Regions from separate parts of the Homo sapiens genome. Here region 1 is linked to region 2. A link is an interaction called in ENCODE POLR2A ChIA-PET data of the cell type or tissue named here. Cell type or tissue: PC-3. All regions are shown on one strand. Each heading gives the region's core, and the rest is flanking DNA. Links, peaks and the distances in the headings are about the cores only.

Evidence for each region. Peaks named below come from ENCODE experiments on the same cell type or tissue, not always from the same donor. Only the 100,000 strongest peaks of a DNase experiment are listed, where the experiment ranks them.
Region 1: POLR2A ChIA-PET joins it to region 2 with 10 read pairs; 2 of 35 experiments call an interaction of 5 or more read pairs at or near these places.

Annotation. Positions count from the first base shown.
Region 1 is chr3:4,694,335-4,697,253 of GRCh38, reverse strand. ITPR1 (inositol 1,4,5-trisphosphate receptor type 1) reads right to left here. Exons shown (of 62, transcript NM_001378452.1): 34 at 1-107. Among named protein-coding and RNA genes, the nearest start is that of EGOT, 56 kb to the left of the region's middle. In PC-3, for the core only: no CTCF peak of the experiment used is centred there; a DNase peak (open chromatin) is centred at 1,113; H3K4me3 peaks cover 1,035 bases; H3K27ac peaks cover 2,096 bases.
Region 2 is chr3:5,020,822-5,023,745 of GRCh38, reverse strand. No RefSeq gene overlaps it. Among named protein-coding and RNA genes, the nearest start is that of BHLHE40-AS1, 42 kb to the right of the region's middle. RefSeq lists enhancers at 10-379, 1-1,026 and a cis regulatory region at 1,719-1,917. In PC-3, for the core only: a CTCF peak has its summit at 1,705; DNase peaks (open chromatin) are centred at 1,365 and 1,835; H3K4me3 peaks cover 669 bases; H3K27ac peaks cover 2,500 bases.

The DNA.
Region 1 (2,919 bases), core at 1-2,500, 330 kb after region 2:
AAATTCTCAAACAATTTCCACATGTGATTGCTGGTATAAATCTCCTTCATTTCCACCTCTGTATCCACATAGCAGTGATTCAGGAAGTTAATGTATGCAATTTTAACCTGCAAGATAGAAAGAAGCTTTTCTGAAAAACCATCTTGGTGTGTATGGAACTCATTAGCTGCCTCAACTTCACAGCAAGGACCGATGAAAATGGTCATCCCATTCCCCACTGCCAAGTCTTACTTCTATGATTTTCTGATATTTGAAATTCACAATTATGAAATCCAAAACCATAAAGCTTTTGGAAGAGAATATTTTCATGATCTCAAGGTAAAGAATGAGGCAAAACCTCTGACCACAGAACAGGGACAAGTTTGACTATTTGAAATTAAGAATTTCTGTTCATAAAAAGGCACCATTCAAGAGGTAAATGGGCCCAAGTTGGGACAAGATATCTGCAAGGCGTGTAACAATGAAGAATGCCCCTAGATCTGTGCTTATATGATAGATACCCCCAGAGAAAAGGTAAGCAAAAAACCGGATCAGATATTTCTTAAAGGAATATCAAATGTCAAAAAAAAAAAAAAAAAAACACACGGCAAGGGGCTCAACTTCAATTAGGAAGCAAGGACGTAGAAATTAAAACCACTATGGTTAATGAAAACATGTGTCTATACAAAATCCTGTATACAAGTGTGCACAGTAGCATTATTCACAATAGTCAAAAAGCGGAAACAATCCAAATCACCATCAACTGACTGATGGACACACAAAACGTGGTGTATGTATAGAATAGAAAATTACTCAGCAACATAAAGGAACGAAGTGCTGATACATGCTACAACTTGTGTGAGCCTTGAGAAAAATCATGTAGGTGACAAAATCCAGTCATAAAAGACCACATGTGTATGATTCCATGAAATGTCTCAAATAGGCAAATCCATATATTCAGAAAGACAATCAGTTGCCTAGGATTAGGGGGGTTGGCAGGAAATGGGAAGTGACTGCTAATGGGCATGGGGTTTCTTTTTGGGGTGATGAAAATATTCAGTAACTAAATTGTGATGGTGATTGCACAACTCTGCAAATATATTAAAAACCACTCAATTGTACACTTTAAACAAGTGAATCATATCTGTAAACATCTCCATGAAGCTTCTAAAAATTAAGCTGGTATGCGATACTATCATACAACCATCAAATTGAAAAAAATAATAAAGGATCTGATGATAGCAAATGTTAGCAGGGTTGGGAGGAGGAATGGTAACTGGAGCAACCATGCTAAAAACAACTGGACTGTATCACATCAAATTGAAGAAATGCACCTCCTGTGATCCAGCACTTCCACTTCTGACTATCCACACACCCTGGACGGAAGTGTACACATGTGGGCCAGGATGTATGCACAATCCTAACAGCCAAAAGCTGGAAACAACTAAAATGAGCATCAGTAGAAGAATGAAAAACCTATCATGGTGCCACAATAGAAAGGAATGCTCCAAAGCAAAGGAAATGAACGCAGCTACATATCAGGGTGGATCAACCTTAACAACACAGAACTGAACTTAAAAAGGCATGGAATGATACACAGAAGAAGTCCAAAACCTCACAAAACTAAACTATATTGTTGAGGGATGTATACAGAAAAGCAACTGCAGGATTACATAAAAATCAGCTTGTGGTTACCCTCAGGAGACAGCCCTTGGGGGAGGTGAGGACAGGAAAGGGGAATGGGGGGAGGTTTTTGCATATTTCTTGACCTGGGTGGCAGTTACAAAGCTGTTCTCTTTATAATCGTTCTATCGTTCTTGCAGTATACAACTGAGTTTATGTACTTTTTTGCACTTCCGTTGTATTTCAAATAAAAAAGAGTAAAAAACAAACTAATGCTTGTTATAACACGACGCTTCTCTCATCCCTAATACTAGTTATAACTCTACCTTCTTTATCCATAACAAGTGAACTGTAAATTAAAACTATGTTGAAATGACCATTTTCACCTGCCAGATATATGAGAACCCAAAAGTGTGATAACATACTGTGGCCAAGACTGTGAAAAGAATGCAATCTCATTGCTTTCTTATTACAGCAATTAATTATTCATTATTATCTCATTACATCATAAATTAGTTCCACACTTACAAAGGGCCGTGACAGTACATCTATACAATGGCATTTTATGCAACTGTAAAAAAACATCTGGCATCTTTTTATGAATTGATATGAAAAGAAGTTACAGTGTTAAGGTACAGAATAGTATACCTAGAGTATCATCTTCTGCATTTACAAAAAGGGGGTGGGGAAGTAAAGTATATATACTGTATGCGTTTATGTGCAAAATTCTAGAAAAATACACAAGAACATAATAAATTATTTTCTGTAGGGTGGTGGGAAAACAGATTATAAGACTTTTCATGGTTTACCCCGTTACAGTCTTTGATATTTGAACTTTTCAAAGAGTATGGTCAGGTACTGACTAATGACATTTTGGTCAATGATGGGTCTCATACACAACAGTGACCCATAAGATTATAATACCCAATTTTTACTGGACCTTTTCCATGTTTACATACACAAATACAATTGTGTTATAATTGCCTTCGGTACTGAGACAGTCACATGTTGTGCATGTTTGTAGCCTGGAAGCAAGAGGCTGTACCATATAGCCGAGGTGTGTAGCAAGCTGTGCCATCTAGGTTTGTGTAAGTGCGCTGTATGATGTTTGCACAATGAGGAAATCACCGAAGAACGCATTTCTCAAAAGATATCCCCACCACTAAGCGACACATGACTGTTTTTAGCTTTTCAAAATAACCTAAAAACATTATATGATATATGTCATATATTTTAATGTAATATAAATGTGTACTACAAACTAATATTACACATTGTAAAACCTACAATACATACTTTATAATATACTTTATATAT
Region 2 (2,924 bases), core at 300-2,799:
CTTTAAAAGCAGACTCCTGGGTACTTATTAAAGCAGAAGCAGTCTTAACCCAGGCCTGCACTTGAAAGCAAGAAAACATCATGCCTTTAAAAAATAGCTCACGAGCGTGTGTTTTCACTAAACACAGGAGGCTGGTATTCCCCTCAGGTATTCCAAGTGAGCAAGATATGGCTGGTAGAGGGGAGAATTGGGAGGTGAGTCACCGGTTTGGCAGGTGACGTCACCATGAGGTGACCGTCTGCGTGGTGTGCCTTCCAACTCCCACGTCTCCCATTTTCTCCACTCAGGGGCGGCCAGGTCACCAGCTGGCTCAGCTGGAAGTCTATCTGTTCTGGTGTGATGTTTAGTGAGAAACATTCCTCTTTATGACTCAGTGACTCAATATCCCAACAGATGGGTTCAGGAAGGCTCCAGCAGCTAAAGCCAACTCCGAGGTCGAAACCTGGATAGCCAAGGAGGAGATGAAAGACATAAACCCTTGGGAAGGGAGAGGAGAGAGCTCGTTTTCTGTTTGTTGGAATGCTAAATATCTAAGAAGTAATGGGATGATTTAGGATAATAATTATTATCCTAAGACAACTTAGGAGACTGGCACACGGAAGAGGATAGTAAATATTTATTGAATGAAATATTCATTGATTATTATTTCAGAGGTATTCAGCTGCAAGAACAATCCCAAACTATGAGTGAAAAACACAGATTCTCGGGCGGGCACAGTGCCTCACGCCTGTAATCCCAGCACTTTGGGAGGCCAAAGTGGGTGGGTCACTTGAGGTCAAGAGTTCGAGACCAGCCTGGCCAACATGGTGAAACCCTGTCTCTGCTAAAAATACAAAATTAGCCAGGTGTGGTGGCACAGGCCTGTAATCCCAGATACTCAGGAGGCTGAAGCAGGAGAATCGCTTGAACCCAGGAGGCAGAGGTTGCAGTGAGCCGAGATTGTGCCACTATACTCCAGCGTGGGTGACAAAAGGGAAACTCCATCTCAAAAAAAAAAAAAAGAAAAAGAAAAATGTATATTCTTACTTATGTCTCACCAACTCTAGTTTTCTCAAAGGGGCACCAGAAATGGAGCTTGATATATTTTCATGGAATTGACACAGGTTTGATACGGACAACTATGATACTGACACAAAGAATCATGATGTTTATGCAGGTAATGAGATCATTAACAAGTAGTAATGTGAAGGGATTGTCTTGGACATGTTTGTACACTCATCCAGCAATTGTTAGCAGAGGTACCATATCTATATAAGATGAAAGGAAATGAGAAAGAGAAAGTATTTGCTTTATTTGTTTTTCCTTTTTTCTCTTTAGGCTCTATACTGTTGAGTCAATCTGGGATGGTTTAAGGTACATGAGCCTCGGTATCAGGCAAGCCTCAAATTAGTCAGTGAGGACTCTTAGTTGCAAGACAGAAACTGGATTCAAATTAGCTACAGGGGGAAAAAAAAGATCCAGCTGATGGCTTCAGGCATAGCTGTTTCCAGGTGCCCAAATGCTAGTGTTAGAGATTTGTTGTTTTTTTAATCTTTCAGCTCTGCCTGCCTATAAGATGACAAGGAATTGTCCCAGTAGCTCTAGTCTTACCTTTTGTGAGCTTAACAACCTCATTAGAAAGAGATCTTTCTTCTCAACAAAAATATCAGGATTAACCCTGGCCAGCCTGGCTTGAGTCACATATTCCTCCCTAGACCTGGAGATGGTGTTAAAGCCATAAGATGATGTTTCCAGAATAAAAAGGAATGGTTGCTGGGCAGGCAAAAACAATGGGTGTCACTCCCTCTGTGCAAATGTATGCCTGTGGGAGAGAGGGTTTATAGTTTATGTGGCACTTTCCTGATTTGTCACTACCTAGTGAGTCAGTCTGATGTGGTGGAATACGAGCGCTCTGGACTCAACAGGCCTGAGTCAAAATGTCGGCTCTTCATTAGCTGTGTGGCCTTGGGCAACTTACTTAAAAGTAACCGTGCGGGTAACTAGCATGTTTTGAGCGCTCGGCATGTGCTAGGTGTTACATATATTAATCTCGTTACTCCACAGCTCTGCAAAAGAGTTATTTTCTCCTTCTTATAGATGAGGAAGCTGAAGATCAGACAGATTAAGTGACCTCCTCAAGGTCACTAAGCTAGCTAGGGACACTCCAACCCAGGGTGCTCTGACTCAAGGCAGCCTCTCTGACCTTCCCTCTCCATGCCTGAAAAATGGACATGACATGGAGAAGAAGAAAGTGGCAGAAGAGGAGGAAAAGGAAAAATACTGAAACAGTGAAACGCCCACAACATATTAGCTATGCAATCAATCTAGTTCCCTTCATCCGTTCTTCCACTCACTTCTTTTCTTACTTTCCTCCATCTTTTTCTTTCTTTGGGCACTTCAAAAGGTCCTAGCTTTCTCCTTCCTTCCTTCCCTTCCTTCCTTCTTTCTTTCCTTCCTTCCTTTTTTTCCTTCTCTTTCTTCCCCCCACCTGCCCTTTTTTTTTGGACAGGGACTCACTCCGTCATCCAGGCTGTAGTGCAGTGGCGCGATCTCAGCTCACTGCAACCTCCACTTCCCATGTTCAAGCGATTCTCCTGCCTCAGCCTCCCGAACAGCTGGGATTACAGGCGCCCTCCACCGTGACTGGCTAATTTTTGTATTTTTAGTAGAGACAGGGTTTCACCATGTTGGCCAGGCTGGTCTTGAACTCCTGACCTCAAATGATATGCCCGCCTCAGCCTCCCAAAGTGGTGGGATTACAGGCTTGAGCCACTGCACCCGGCCCATTTTTTCCCCCTCTTTTTGAAGTCCTTACCTGGTCCAAGGTGGTATTTCTGAATCATAACAGGATAAACACTGGGGCTCTAGTCATTTTTAAAGCACTCACCCTCATAAGCATGACTGCCACCCCTAGAGGAACCCCCGGCCATGGCCCCTACATCAGC